Linked DNA regions of Homo sapiens: region 2 is linked to region 1. Evidence: chromatin loops called from intact Hi-C (ENCODE). Cell type or tissue: IMR-90. All regions are shown on one strand.

Evidence for each region. A loop is a pair of places that touch in the nucleus more often than their neighbours do. Peaks named below come from ENCODE experiments on the same cell type or tissue, not always from the same donor. Only the 100,000 strongest peaks of a DNase experiment are listed, where the experiment ranks them.
Region 2: it touches region 1 in a loop (6-fold over the local background); 4 of 110 quality-filtered maps call a loop at or near these places.

The regions. Positions count from the first base shown.
Region 1 is chr17:69,602,603-69,610,602 of GRCh38, reverse strand. The region is part of intron 2 of LINC01483 (long intergenic non-protein coding RNA 1483); the gene reads right to left. Among named protein-coding and RNA genes, the nearest start is that of LINC01483, 13 kb to the right of the region's middle. RefSeq lists enhancers at 3,121-3,390, 2,466-3,665. In IMR-90, CTCF peaks have their summits at 887 (motif pointing left) and 3,268; DNase peaks (open chromatin) are centred at 1,692 and 3,242; H3K27ac peaks cover 4,301 bases.
Region 2 is chr17:69,814,895-69,822,894 of GRCh38, reverse strand. All of the region lies in intron 3 of LINC01483 (long intergenic non-protein coding RNA 1483), which reads right to left. Among named protein-coding and RNA genes, the nearest start is that of LINC01497, 140 kb to the left of the region's middle. RefSeq lists a silencer at 4,100-4,300. In IMR-90, no CTCF peak of the experiment used is centred here; a DNase peak (open chromatin) is centred at 3,354; H3K27ac peaks cover 827 bases.

The DNA of each region.
Region 1 (8,000 bases):
TCTGCCTGCCAATGTAATGACAAGCAACCTCAGCAGAAACTCAAAGATAGCAGAATGCAATTCTAATCAGAAAAATGCCCCTAACAGTTCAGTGGCTCACTCCAATCTGTAGCAAGCTCACTCACATAACACTCCACCCAGAGATCTCTGCAGCTGATATGGTTTGGCTCTGTGTCCCCGCCCAAATCTCACTTTGAATTGTAATAATCCTCATGTGTCAAGGGTGGGACCAGGTGGAGGGAATCGGATCATGGTGGCAGTTTCTCCCATGCTGTTCTCGTGATAATGAGTGAGTCTCAAGAGATCCGATGGTTTTATAAGCATCTGGCATTTCCCCTGCTTGCATTCATTCTCTCTGCTGCCACCCTGTGAAGAGATGCCTTCCACCATGATTGTAAGATTCCTGAGGCCTCCGCAGCCATGCAGAACTGAGTCAATTAAACCTCTTTTCTTTATAAATTACCCAGTCTTGGGTATTTCTTCATAGCAGTGTGAGAACAGACTAATACAGCAGCTGTTATCCATCAGCAACATCAGCCTTACTTAGATGGTTAAAAATAAAATGTTGTATTTGGGGTGGGGGTCAGGGTGAATGGGGAAGGCAGTGGCTAGCCCAAGGCATTTTCTTGCTCAAGGAATGATTTTTGAAGATTTACAATTGTTTCTGTTCCTCTTCACTGGTATTTTCACCAGATGGATTTTTTGCTAAATGCCGCAGAGAAAATCATTAGCCAGCTTATATCCCTTGAGTAATGGTATTTAATGGTTTTATGCAGAAAAGTTACATTAATATAAATCAGTGGTCCTCGACAGGTGGCAATCCTTCCCTATCCCAACATTTAGCAAATTCTGGAGACATTTTAGGGGCAGGAAATTCTAGCGGCATCTAGTGGCAAGGGCCAGGGATGCTACTAAATACCCTACAATGCACAAGACAGTCCCCCACAACAAGGAATAATCTGACCAGAGGTAAATCATGCCAAGGGAAGGAAACCCCAGTCACTCCATAATTTAGCTATGAATGCATGTATGCCAAAAGGGGAAGGAGCTATAATGCAATATCAAAAAAAATCACAATGTAGCAAAAAAATTAAGCTAACACGATCTTTGTCATAGAAGAAAACTTGTGACATTGGAATAGGGAGCAAAAAGCCTTTGAAACACAGTAAGGGAACTTGCATTTATAACAGGTCACAAAATTAATTCAAAAGATAACAGTGCCCTGAGCTTGCCAAGTATGCCATCGTGACTGTAGCCTCATGGATTCATAGGCACGCCTGTAAGAATACAGAAATAGGTTTATTTAATCCTGACTTTCTTTTGAGCACTGGCAACAGATGAGTTCTCTGCGCCAAATCCTGCCCATAGAAAGCTAATGGGTGTTGCACGCAGTTATCCAAGAACACAAATTGGCTTTGTGGTTTCTTGTGGCATTTGGCTAGCTGAATCAGAGGAAACAACTAGAAGCTGAGGCAGATGGTTCACAGGCAATATGCTATAATGTCTTCTTACAAATATGTAGTTATGTATTAATAGGTAACCTCTTGGGAAACATGGACAAATATATCATTTTTTGCAATTCTCAGTTTCTAATACAGCTCTGTATGTTGTTGGTGCTCAATACCACTGGTTTCATATTTGTTAACTATCTCATACTCTATTCAAACTCATATCCTCATATCTTTGGAATGTGGAAGCAGACACAAACAAGCAGCTTAGCAAGGAGCACTGACTAAATACCAAGTACTGCATCAAGGGCCAGAAACCCAGTGATAAATAAGATGAGTATGTTGTCCACCATTTCTGAGCCTATTACTCCTCTGAGTTTATTGTGGCCCTTTCTATCTAAGTGAGGCTGAAGGCCACTCCTGTAACAGAAGTAAAAGTTGAAATTCTCAACTCCATGCTTCTTCCGTGAAGCCCTCCATCAGTAACATGCTAACAGGTTGGAAAAAGAGTTGACAAATATGTACACTGGTCAGGTAGAAGAGGAGACATGGTAAAAGAGGAGTAAAGGAGAATGGTATTCTTTCTCAGGTAAAGAAACTATCTTCAACAAACTCCTTTGACAGTAGGCAAGAGGGTGTATAACATGGTATTGAGTGGAGGCAGAAATATTAACCTAAACCAGAGCTACTGGTGCTGAAACAAAGATTCTAGCAATTCTGAGACCAATGGAAAAAAAAAAATTTTATAACCCGTCTGCCAGCCTGTAAGCCTGTTTCCACTTCAGAATTAATTAGTATCAACATTTTACCAGCCAATATGTCTCAAAAAAAAAAAAAATCAACAGTGTGCTCTGCTTTTTTTCTTGTGCAATAAACCCCTAGGGATTACAGATATATTTATACCACATCTTTCAGGACAGTTGGAAATATTAACCAAAAGTACGTACCTAATGATTGTTTTCATTGTAATGCATTTGTATTATTTTCAATGAATGAAATTTATTAAATGACTATATAAATGTGATATGTCTATATATAAAACAAGTTCCATAAGCATACATAAAGCAGAAAATTTTGTCAGACTATTATATTCTGACTTAGGCATGGTCATCTTCCACTTGTAAGATTCGTATCTCCCATACATAAGCTAAATGACTCTGTAGAAGATTATCTGGTCAGAAGATGTGACTAGAAATTCATAAATGTTCTATTTCTATTAAACCTGCCTCACTGACACAGCCCACTTTTGTTCTCTCCTATTCTGCAAGACTTCGAAGGCTGGTTTAACATTCCTGTGTTCTCAGCTATATAATTCTGGTCTTTCCACCAAAGCAGTTTTATTTCCTGACAGTCACTACAGCTTATGAAAGCCAGTGCTATTGGGAAAATATTCCAAATGCACAGGTTATGTGGTTGTGGAAAATAGGCATTAATGGAAAAGGGACTGAAACCAAGTTCTCTTCCGATTGCTATTTTGGAACTTCTGGTTTTTCTGTGGAGCTCCAAGTCAGTGGTGATTGCAAAACCAAAGAGACCAAACAGAATATTCAAAAAGCAAATGACCAGGAGGAGTTTATTTAGAAAATAGATAAATACAAATTGTGCTTTATGGGTTTTCATGTTTATGTCAGAAGGAATGGGTAATGTTGGACAGTCTGAAAGTGATGCTGTGGAATTTCTGTATTTCTCTTTTGTTTCAAATCATTCTCCCTGTATCTGATACTAAACTCTTCAGAAAGGTTTCACAGCTGTGTCCTTTGGGCACAGGGCATGTTCTGACATGCAGAGGATTATCTTGTGCAGCCTGTGGCCGCCAGCGCCACCTAGCTTCTGTATACATTTCCTCAACTCAACAGTTTTCCAAATTGTTCAATTAAATGAGCCAGTCTTCCATGAGAGCTCAGTATCGGTCTCACAGATTTTGAATGATGAAATTGAGGACGCGAGTTGGAACAGCCAAACTGCTCTGAATGGTTGTCAGGTAGAAAGACATGTTCTCTAAGTCTGTGGAACTTTAGGTAGGATTGACAACAATTCTCAATGCATTCATCACCTGCCTGTCTTTTATTTGACAAACCTTTGTGTGCCAAGCAGTTAGATAACGTGCACAGAGACCCAGCTTCTGAATTTTAACCACTATGTTTCAAATTAGGGAGGATTTCTAAGAAGAGAGTCTTTGCTAGGCTCACACTCAGGGACTGCTTCCCAATGAAGGAGATCAGAATATGTCACCCCAAAATATGCCGGCATAAGAATTATTTTGAGCTGGGGGCAATTGAGAAAAAGCAGACACAGAAGAGCTCTGCCGTCCCCCTCTGCTTAAAGCAGGGCATAAACTTCCCCTCGTGAAGGTGTTAAAAGAAAAACTTTAGACAAATTAGATTTAACAATTTAATTAAGCTCATGAATCAAGCAGCTCCCAGAAGCAAAATAGGTTCCCAGCGACTCTTGGGCTGCCACATGGTCAGATAACATTAATCGACAGGAAATGGAAAGTGAGGTTCAAAAAATAGAAGTGAGGTACAGAAACAGCTGGATTGGTTACAGCTCAGCATCTGCCTTATTTAAACGCAGTTTAGACAGTTGGCTGCCTGTGATTGGCTGAAACTCAGCTGCTGTGATTGGCTAAAACTTGGCTACTTGTTTCAAGAATAGGTTACAGTCTATATTTCCACAGCCCCTTGAGTTACAGTTCACTGTATATGGCGAAACCTTAGCTTTAGGCTAAACAAAGGTGTCCCCCACCCTCCCCTATTAGAAAGAGGAGAACAACCCTTATCAGGAGATGGAGATAGCACCAAGATGTGCTGTGTAAGCAAACTTTAGTAAATAACTCTTGTTTATTATTGCTTTTCCTCATAAATTTACCTTCCCACCATTCACCACCCCTGGAAGCCCAAACCCTCTTTCCTCTGTCATAGTCGCTTCTCCCCAGGTTATCATCCTTTGCTAAAATGTTATAGATGCCCTCCAGTTTACCTGCTTTTTGGGGGGTTTTCACCTCTTTTCTATGAAAACCCTGCCCACATAAGAATATTAACATCACATACAATGTGTACAATTTTCTTCCATTCATCTATCTTTGTCAGTTTAACTTGCAGGCCCACCCTCAGAATATAAGAAAGTAAAGAAAAACTTTTACCTCCCATACATTTAGAGTCAGTGAATGATTGATTACTAAACAGAAGAAAAGTTAGAAAATCTAGGGAAAATGTCATGAGGTCATTCGCTCTGTCTCAGAATGTCCTTCATTGTTCTGATGTCACCTTTGAATGGAGTTTATGATTCTTATCTCCTTAAAAGATAACAGAGATCTCATCCAAAGAATCATATGCTTCTCTCTTTGGGCTAACTTATGACTATAATGTGAGAAACAGAGGAGCACAGAATCATGGGTCAGGCTCATTCTTTGTAGATGAGACCAATTGCTTGAGGGCATGATTCGGTATACTTTAGAGGCAGTGGGTGTTTGAAATATATAAATGAAATCGACACAGATAAATAGAGCAGTTCGACAAATAGCCTGCTTGGATTGTCTAGAAGCCCTTATCGTTTTGTTTTATTTTGAAAGCCAGGACAATATGATTACCAACTATTAGTTTAATGACGAAATCTTCCAGATGGTTATGATGATTAGAATGATCAAGAAATTAGAAGCTGTTCAATCCTCATAGGAAGGCTTCAGTGGAATAGACTCCCTGCTGCCTCCTGTAGACTTGGACTTATTTAAGGAAAACCCTACAATGACTAGTTTCCAGTTGTAGAAATTGGAAGAAGAAAGAAATAGCACCTGCAAGCCTAAAAGTTCTCTTCCTTCCAATGAAAAAGGAGCTTAAACCTGTCCAAAGTCATGTATGTTACCTCGGCAAGTAAAATTTTATCATTCTGTGTACTGAGTGAGTCTTCTTCCCCTCCCAAGAGGCTTTAACTATAGAACCTTTAGGTTTTTTTTGTTTGTTTTTTAAGAAGGGGGTCTAGCAACAACCTCAAGTTCCAGGACAGTCATTCTTTACTGACAAAGGAAGCAAAGATGAAAGTCCAATTAAAAGCCCATGAAATTTCCATCATGTTTCTTTGAATTGAGTTTGGAGTCTTTGGAATTCTCAAAATAATTCACATGAAGATCTCAGATGCCAATGTATTTTCTGACTCCCTTCAAGGTAGCCATATGAGGAAAGGCAATGAGTTTTATACCAGCATTTGCTGACAGTAAAATATAATGAAAAACATTTATTTGTAATAATGTAGACCACATTCTAACTGCCATTTAATGTAACCACACTATATTTCATAAGGTTTCAATTTAGCATAGCTAATCACAGGGCCAGTTCTACTCTGATGTAGACCTTTTGCATTCTGCCTGAGAAAAATCTACTAAAGTGCTGCTTAGGAGAGAGACCCAGCCAAAGTCACATTTGGAATTAAACACGTTAGAGTTTTAAACTTTTTGAAATTTATAAATGATAAAACAGAGAATTTTTTTAAAAAAATTATTGTTAAATATAAACCATTAGCAAAGGTAAATGTTTGTTACTATATGTACTGGGTTAATTGGTGGCCCACAACAAAATATATGTCTACCCAGAACCTATAGAGGGGACCCTATTTGGGGAAAGGGTCTTTGCAGATGTAATTAAGAATCTCAAGATGAGATCATCGTAGATTAGAGTGGTCCTAAGTGCAAAGACAATGTCCTTATAAGAAGAGGAGAAAACACAGACACAGAGAACGAGGCCATTGAAGACCAAGAGAAAGACAGAAATGGTACTGCCACAAGCCAAAAATCACCTGGAGCCACCAGAAGCTGGAAGATGCAGGGAAGGACCTTCCTCCAGCACCTTTAGAGGAAGCGTGGCCCTGCCAACACCTTGATTTCAGACTTCTGGCCTCCAGAACTGTGAGAGAATAGATTTCTTTCTTTTTTTTTTTTTTTTCATTATACTTTAAGTCCTAGGGTACATGTGCAAAACGTGCAGGTTTGTTACATATGTATACATGTGTCATCTTGGTGTGCTGCACCCATTAACTCGTCATTTACATTAGGTATATCTCCTAATGCTATCCCTCCCCCCTCCCCCCACCCCATGACAGGCCCCAGTGTGTGATGTTCCCCACCTTGTGTCCTTTTAAGCCACCACATTTGTGGTCATTTGTTACAGTTGCCCTGGGAAACTAACACAGTACATTCAAATATCACAACAAAAAAATCAATTAAGAGGAATGAATGTTTAAAAACAAATCCTGGCCAGGTGCGGTGGCTCACGCCTGTAATCCCAGCATTTTGGGAGGCCGAGGCAGGTGGATCACGAGGTCAGGAGTTCAGGAGCAGCCTGGCCAACATGGTGAAACCCTGTCTCTATTAAAAATACAAAAATTAGCCGGGTGTGGTAGTGTGCACCTATAGTCTCAGCTACTTGGGAGGCTGAGGCAGGAGAATTGCTTGAACCTGGGAGGCAGAGGTTGCAGTGAGCCGAGATCGCATCACTGCACTCCAGCCTGGGAGACAGAGCAAGACTCTGTCTCAAAAAAAAAAAAAAAATCTTCTCCACCAATCAGTGGAGGAAGCCTTTCCTCACATCCATCCTCCACATCTACCAGCATGGGAAGCTGCAATGAGAAAGTTTACATCTTTTAAAGCAGTTAAAATTTAGAAGTATAAGAATCAACGAAACTATAGAAAGTACTATTGACTCACCATTTCCTAAACATGTCTTGTTCTGTTACATTTCCATAACTTTGCAAATACTGTTCTCTTAGCCCGGGATGCCTTTTTCTACCTAGGAAATCTCTGCATACCCTTCGAGATGGGGGACAAGTGCTGTCACCACTTCCACAAAGCTACGTTCTACACACACACACACACACACACACACACACTCACACACGAGGCTACCACTTTATTCTGGCTTCTACAACATTTTTTACTCACCTCTAGTACAACACACATTACAATGCTTTGTGGTTTTTGGTTTATGGAACTGTCTCCCCCACTAGACTGTGAGGTTTACACGTGCAACACTATGACCTACTTATTCTCAACCCCTCTATATATGGTCTCCAATCATTCAGTAGTCTAGCCTGAATTTCCTTACCGCATAGTGGCTAGGTTTCAAGGCCTAAGAAGCAGAAGCTGCCAGTTATCCTAAGGCCTAAATGCCAAAGTCCTAGAAAGTCATTTCTATTTTATTCTATTATGCAAAGCAAGTTATGAAGGTATTCTATATGAAGGGGTGGGGACATAATTTCCTCTTCTTAATCTGAGACACTGCAGGCATGTACAGAGATGGGAGGAATTGTTGGTGGCCATATTTAGAGACTGACCTACCTCACCTGAATTCTAATCCCAGCTCTGTCTCTTACTATGACCTTAGCCACAGATACATAATCTCTATGCCTTTACATGCTCTCCTATAAAACTAGGATAATACTATCTAGTTGAAAAGACTGTTAAAAAGACTAAAGGAGATATTATAATTTACTTAGTGTGGTTCTTTACACACAGTAACCTTCTAACAAATGATAACTATTTTTTCTCTTATAAAAAGGGGTGTG
Region 2 (8,000 bases), 210 kb before region 1:
AGAAAAAAATGTGGCTTTAATGGCAACCAAAAATATCAAGTCCAAAGACTACACTAGTGTTACAGGATTCTTGGGGTGTCAATTTTTGGCCAGAAACCTCTGTGGCCAGTGGCACCTTGGCCCGGGTTTTTCTCGGGCCTGCTGGGTTCGTTCTGCCCACTTAGCCTGGTGGGCTGCGCTTAGCTCATGCTACCAGTCTGGATCCCACGCCTGCCAAGGGCAAGTCAACCACAGAGCGGCGAGGGGTGTGTGAGTGAGCATGGACTCTGGCCACTGCATAATCAGACATGCCAGGTGCTGCAGTGGGGTGGGCAGCTCCAGGTGCTGGCATGGGTGCCAGCTCTCTGTGAGGCTGTGGCTGGATCAGACACACTGCAAGCAGCTTCCACAGCTAGCACTGGGGAACGTGGTGGTGCACAGAAGCTTGGAGATGCCAGGAACCACAGGATTCCAAAGAGGGAGTCACAGCTCTGGGGAGTTCCCAGATCTGGGCTCCCCAAAGGGCTGCAGCTCTTCTTTCCTTCTCTTTACCCACAATGTGGTAAGCAAGGGACATGTTTCAACCCTGTTTGTGTTATAGCTCCTTTAGCCCCACCATTCAATGGGTTCTGAGTTCTTGTCCTGTGACCATGAAGAATGAGGTACACAGAGAAGTGGAGGGTGATCAAGGTGAAGAGGACCATGTTGAGTGATAGAAGAGCTCAGTGGAGACCTGCAGTGGGTAGCTCCTTTCTGCAGCCAGGGTGTCCCAAAAAGTGTTCGGCTCCTAGCAGAGAAGAGACCCTGAAGTGAGAAGCTCCTCTCTGCAGGCAGGTCATCCTGTCATCTCTGCAGCTCTCAGCAGAGAGGAGGCCCTGGAGAGGGTAGCTCCTCTCTGCAGCTGGTTGTCCTGACATCTCTGCAGCTCTCAGCAGAGAGGAGGCCCTAGAATGGGTAGCTCCTCCCTGCAGCTGATCATCCCAATGTCTGATGAGGTCTATCTGAGCCTGGAGCTTTTATGGGCCTTAGATGTGAGGAAGTGCATGCCAGTTGGTCCATGAACGGCCATGGGCAGGCCCAGAAAAGGTACCACAAGTTCCTACTCCAGTCTGCAGGACTGGCAACCCAGGCACCAGCCTTGAGGCCCTCCCTGGCCTGAAGGTGAGGCCTCACCAGGGACCCAGCCCCTTCCACCCAGAAACCTGTTAGCCTCCTGCTGCTGTTCATGGTGCCCAGGCTGTAGGTGCCAAGGGGTGCCTGAAGGCCAGCACCAAGCTGCTCTCAGTTTCCCCTAAGCTTCCTCCCATGCCCATTGGTGCCCAAAGTTGGCACCGTTGGGCCAAGGTGCCAGGGAGCTGGTGTGTCAGCACTGCCCTGTGTGTGCACACCTAGCCAGGCTGCAACAGTGCCTGAGTACAGCCTCGACTTTGCTTCAGAATCGGAGTGGATGCCAACAGCAGGGAGAAGCCAGGCAGTGGGAGCAGGCACTTCTGAGCCTGCAAGTGAAGGGGGGCTTTCCCAGGCCCCCAAGAGTGCAAAGATACCTGGGTTCACAGTCATGGTTTGGGCAGGTGCCACTGTGCAGGAGTGAGGCGGTGGGTGGCTAGAGTCGGACTCCTGCCTGCTCCGTGGAGGTGGAGGCCTGGGTCTACAGCCATGACTTGGGTGGCTGCAGCTGCACCTGGGAGGGTGGGCCTCCTGCCTGCTTCTGGGCCCCAGGAGCACAGAAATGCCTGGGTCTGCAGCTGTGGCTTGGGCAGCTGAAGCAGCACCTTGGGAGCCTCTGCCCTAACACAGAAGGGGCGGGGCTTTGCTTGTTTCCAGCTACCACTGGCTCCATAGACTATGCAGCCAGGCCGCACCTCCCTGCTGCAGCTGGCATGGTGGCAGCAGCTGCTCCAGATGGCCTGCCACTGTCATCACTAGAGTTTTATGTAATGGCACTTACGAGGTTATGATTTGTTTCAGGAGTTTTCTAGGAGTTGAGGTTCCCATCAGAAAACTCAGAGGCCAATAGACCTTCAGCCTTTCCAAATCCTGACTCGGTGCATCAAAGCACACGTCCAAGCAGGCTCTACCCAGCCTTCTCTTCACAAACTCTGCAGATGAATGAGTAGTATGAAGGGGAAAGAAATAAAAGGACCCGAAGTTAGGTTTATACAGTGCATGTCCAGGAGTCTACTTAGGCAGTATTAAAGGCACTGTAGTCCAGTTTTCTCAAATCCCATACTCATTCTACAACTGGCTATCTACGTAACCTCAGAAAAGTTCCCTAAGCCTCCATTTTCTCATCGGAGAAATGAGGACAATAATGTTGTTCCATTAGAGTTCCTACAAAGATTAAATGTGACCACTGATACAAAGAGTAGAGGCTTGCTCCATCAAGGCTTCTCAATACATGTTAGCTGTTATTACCAGTACCACTAGGCAGAGAAGGAGGATACAAAAGTAGTAAAACAGAGTCCTTGCAATTCATTAAGGAAAATAAAACATTCATATAAAATAATTTTATGGCCAATAGAGGTAAGTCACCATAGGACTCAGCGATATCAAACCAAAAAGGTAGGAATGAATAAGTGGAATGTTTAGGATTTCCAAGTAGTGACATTTGGTCATATAAATAGAAAAATAAAGAAGTTCACTCAACACATAATATAAATTATTCACCAAGTCACCCAAGAAGACCATAGATATTCAATAATGTCAATTACCTCTACATCTATGTTCCAGTTACTATAAGTGGTTTCATAGACTATCTTACAGGAGAAGAAAACAGGTTTGGGGATAGAATGAGTTGATACACAACAGTATTTTCTGTGAAATAACTATTAACTTGGTAGCAGCGGGATTTCTCTGTGACCTTGGTTGCTTGCAATGCATGAAGAACAGGAAGTTAATTAGCAAATGAGGCAGAGAAAAAACCATATACTGATTTTCTTTTCTACATGTGCTCAAAGGTTAGTAGGAGAGGGGAGAAAATGGACTGACAGTCCCGTGATGGTGAGCCAGACCACTCAGCCTTTGCTGTTTGGAGCAGCAGCTGTGGCACAGAGTGAGCAGCCTGTCACCAGAAGAATGCAGCAATTCCTGGGCATAGAAAAAATGTTGTGAAAGTCTCTTTAAGGGAAAATGTACACCCAGCCATTGAAAAAAAAAATGGAAACAAAACATAAATAGATTCAGAAGTGTGGTATTTTGATTGCTGAAGTTTAGGAAATGTGGAAAATAAGAAAATGGAGATGAAATTAAAACTGAAGCAAATTATCCTTTTTAATTTATCCATATACAGAAATTAGATGCTGGTGGACTCCCAGGGAAAGTTCAGATTCCCACAAATGATTCAGAGTTTGGTTTTAAGTAGCAGCCGATAAAAAGGAGCCATGTGGCTATTTTGGTGTTCGTGGTTAAGGGAGGCTTCAGGGCTACAAAACAGTCCAGTTTTTAAACCACTTTAAAATAAATAATAGAAAATGACTTTACCAACTTACCCAAATCTGTTGACATTGTTTCAGAATTCCTTAAATATCTGTGTGTAAGAAAATTCTTGTGAACTTAAAGTGACGCTTTTAATAGTATTAGTTATTTTTTGTTAAAGTGCCCAGGGACCTTGATTGCCTGTGAGATCCAAAGACTTACAATGGGCTATCCTTTCAGTAGAATCAGGAAAATCACCATTTTAAGAAGAAATTGAATTTTTCCACCTTAAAAATTCATGTACTAAATTGCATTTACAGAGATTTGAAGAGTGTTGTTCTACTGCATGTAGAAAGCCACGCAAATGATTTTGCTGCCTTAACTATTTGCCATCTCTAAGCAGTTTCACAAGGAGATTGACCTGGGATACACACCCACTCACCTGGCAGAACTCTGAATGGGGGTACTTACAGAAGGCAGCTACTATAAAAATGTTGGATTTAAACTGTTACATGTAAATAAGAAAAAGAAAAAAATGAAAATATTTTCAAATGTACTAGAAAATGAAAGTTCTGAGTGCACTAAGCTAGCTTCTTAAAAAGTTGTTTTGGTAAACAGTAATTTCAAAAGAGGCTTGAGGAGGTCCATACCATATCCCACCTCTAGAATTGCAGGATCCTCCCAAGTCAATAGGGTTCACTCGCTCGGTAAGGTATCTGGAGTCAGGACACACAGGAATCAGCCTGCTGTTCTCTTTTTCATCTCAAGGAAAGCGAAGAAAGTGCAAAGTTATTTCACTAGTCCCTGGAAGCATGCCCACATTTTTACGGAAACATCTTTAGACACGAGTCTCCAAAAAGATAAGAAGTTCTTATGCATGACTCTTCTCCACTCCTTTATCCCACTCTGAATGTGTACATTTGGAAATGATTGAAAATATGCCACAAATGTGTTTTTGACCTGGATGTCTTTGAGTTGAGGCATCCCTCCTTTGAACAAGTGCCTAAGACACGGGTTGAGCACTGTGGGTAAATGTAAATATAAATACACACTGTCCATGCATATTATGTAACATTTACATTTACCTATGGGAACCAGATGAGAGGGCAGACTGAGGATCTTAAAAGGAGATACTTCTTGGAGACAATGACTTCATAAAGAATATGTGAAGGAAATATCACAGGCAGGATAACAAATTTTGTACTTCAGAAGCCTGATGTCAATCAGCCTTAATTAAATCAAGACCTCAGGATTTCTGATGTTTCTGTGAATGAGTGAGCAGTAGATATGTTTTAAATATTGTAAAAAGGTTCCTTAAATAAAGACTTTTATGTCAGTTCAAGGCATGAAAAAGATTCAGGATATATCCAAGGACAGTTTTCCCAGTGGGACATACCACATCAATCTTTTATTGTTTCATGTCAACCTGTCTTCTTTTTTGTTTTGTTTGGTTTTATTATTATACTTTAAGTTTTAGGGTACATGTGCACAATGTGCAGGTTAGTTACATATGTATACATGTGCCATGCTGGTGTGCTGCACCCATTAACTTGTCATTTAGCATTAGGTATATCTCCTAAAGCTATCCCTCCCCCCTCCCCCCACCCCACAACAGTCCCCAGAGTGTAATATTCCCCTTCCTGTGTCCATGTGTTCTCATTGTTCAATTCCCACCTATGAGTGAGAATATGCAGTGTTTGGTTTTTTGTCCTTGCAATAGTTTACTGAGAATGATGATTTCCAATTTCATCCATGTCCCTACAAAGGACATGAACTCATCATTTTTTATGGCTGCATAGTATTCCATGGTGTATATATGCCACATTTTCTTAATCCAGTCTATCATTGTTGGACATTTGGGTTGGTTCTGTCTTCTTATAAATATTGGTAAATAGTTAACTGAGACTCAGAAATAAAAGAAAAAATATCAAAATATAAGATTACAGGCTATGTTCTAGAAATGCCACATCAAAACCATAGACAAAGCCAGCTTTACAGCTGTGAAATCATACTTAAAAAATACTTTATTTTAGTCACCAAACTCACAGATAACTATGATAATTTTGTGTAAATAGTCAATGAACACATAAGTCACCTCTATTGACTCAAGTTTATTTCCCAATTTCCATCGGAGCAATGGATGGATGATATGTGCTTAATATTTGTTAATTGTGATTGAGTTTGATTAACAAGATAAAATAGCGATTGAAAGTGAAGTTATTTTTTGTCTGCACCCATCAACTACCCATTCTCCAACTGACTTTATATGATCAAAAATATGTAAAATGTGAATCTCAGTTAAAATTGAACATAAGGTCAGGCGCCGTGGCTCACACTGTAATCCCAGCACTTTTGGAGGCCGAGGTGGGTGGATTGCTTGAGCCCAGGAGTTCAAGACCAGCCTGGACAACATGGCGAAACCCCATCTCTACAAAAAATACAAAAATTGTGCAGGCATGGTGGTATGCACCTGTGGTCCCAGTTATTCAGGAGGCTGAGGTGGGAGGATCTCTTGAGCACAGGAGGCGGAGGTTGCAGTGAGCGACGTCACACCATTGCACTCCAGCCTGGACAATGAGAGTGAAACCATGTCTCAAAAAAAAAAAAAAAAAGGAACATATTTTCCCATCCAAACATTAGCCCTCTGCCAAACTTAGAAGAAAGTGCATCTTATTCTTCTACTATAGTCTCCAAAGGCAGCCGCAAGATTATAGTTCTGAATGTAGACAGAACTGAGAACATTGTGTTCACTTTTCTGTTCTCTTCATAATCATTGCAACAGGGATAGTTATCAGTGAGAAATAGCTGGACAATCAAATGACAGTAATCACAAGAGTGTAAACAAATCAAGGAAGGCAGGAGGGTGGGGAATGAAAAATGAGGTTTTTTCTTTCAGGGAGTTCATGCACTTTTTGAACATCAGTTGAGTTTAAATAAGTGGATTAACAGGACACCAAAGATAAAACCTTGAAGATTGCTAAGGTCTCAAATAATGTCTCAGGTCACACACGGATAGAATCAGCAGGAGAAAATTTAATCATATATAATAGTTAAATTTTCTGTGTGTGTGCATGCGTGTGTGTGTGTCTGTGTGTCAAGTCAACACCAAATCTCAAAGAAATTTCTATGACTTCCCTTTCAGAAAATTTCTTACCACCTTTCTTCTATGAAGTGTTAAAATCAGTATTGTCTAAATAATTTTATTCCAAAGAAAATTGGTTCTTTGGATTGAAATCAATTGGGGACACACCAGTTCCCTGAATATCAAGACAATTTTGGCTAAAATGGGAAAGATCACCTATTATTTTTATGTAACTAACCAAAGAAACAGGTGGATGATTATGAAAATATCAGTAGCATCCAAGAAAAATAATAATCCAACATTTTAAAAGAAAGCCCAAGGAAATTCTGACACCTGAGTGCACGTCATGCGCAAACTCTATTTCCCCTTCTGCCTATCTGCATTGACATTTTACTTCACTTTCAAAGGCCCCATGTCTTTCCTCTATAGCACAACCAAAGCACCAAAGTTCATTTGCCTTCTAAATATTTCAAATTTACATTTCAACAAACGAAAACCATCAACAGAGTGAAAAGACAACCTACATAATGGGAGAAAATATTTGCAAACCATACATCTCGTAGTGGAATGAATCTCCAAAATGTCATATATGTAACTCCTACAATTCAACAGAAAAAAAGAAACCTAATAACCAGAATTTTTTGAGGAGCTAAGGGCTTGACTAGATAGTTCTCTGGAGAAGACATATTAATGCCAACAAATATATGAAAAATGCATATCAAAAGCACAATGAGATATCCTCGCACATCTGTCAGGATGGCTATTATCAGTAAAACAAAAGACAACCAGTGTTGGACGAAGATGTAGAAAAATTGGAACCTTTCCACACTATTGGCGGGATTACAAAATGGTGCAGCTGCTATGGAAAACAGTGTAGAAGTTCCCCCCTTAAAACAAAAATAGCACTACTATATAATTCAGCAATCCCAGTTCTGGATATTTATCAAAAATAATTAAATTACAATGTGGAAAAAATATTAGCACTTTTATGTTTATCGAGCACTACCTCATAGTAGTCAACATTGGAAATGACCTAAATGTCTTTTTTTTTTTTTTTTTTTTTTTTTGAGATGGAGTTTCACTCTGTTGCCCAGGCTGGAGTGCAGTGGAACGATCTCGGCTCACTGCAAGCTCCGCCTCCCGGGTTCATGTCATTCTCCTGCCTCAGCCTCCCGAGTAGCTGGGACTACAGGCACCCACCACCGTGCCCGGCTAATTTTGTTTTTGTATTTTTAGTAGAGATGGGGTTTCACCGTGTCAGCCAGGATGGTCTCTATCTCCTGACCTCCTGATCCACCCACCTCGGCCTCCCAAAGTGCTGGGATTACAGGCATGAGCTGCCACCTCCCGGCCCCTAAATGTCTTGAGAGATGAAAGGCAGATAAAGAAATGTGGTATATACATACAATGCAATATGATGCAGCCTTAGAGAAAAGAAGAAAATTCTGCAAAGACAACATAGTTGAACTTTTATGAAATAGGCCATCCACAGAAAGACGCATACTGCATGATTCCATTTCTATGA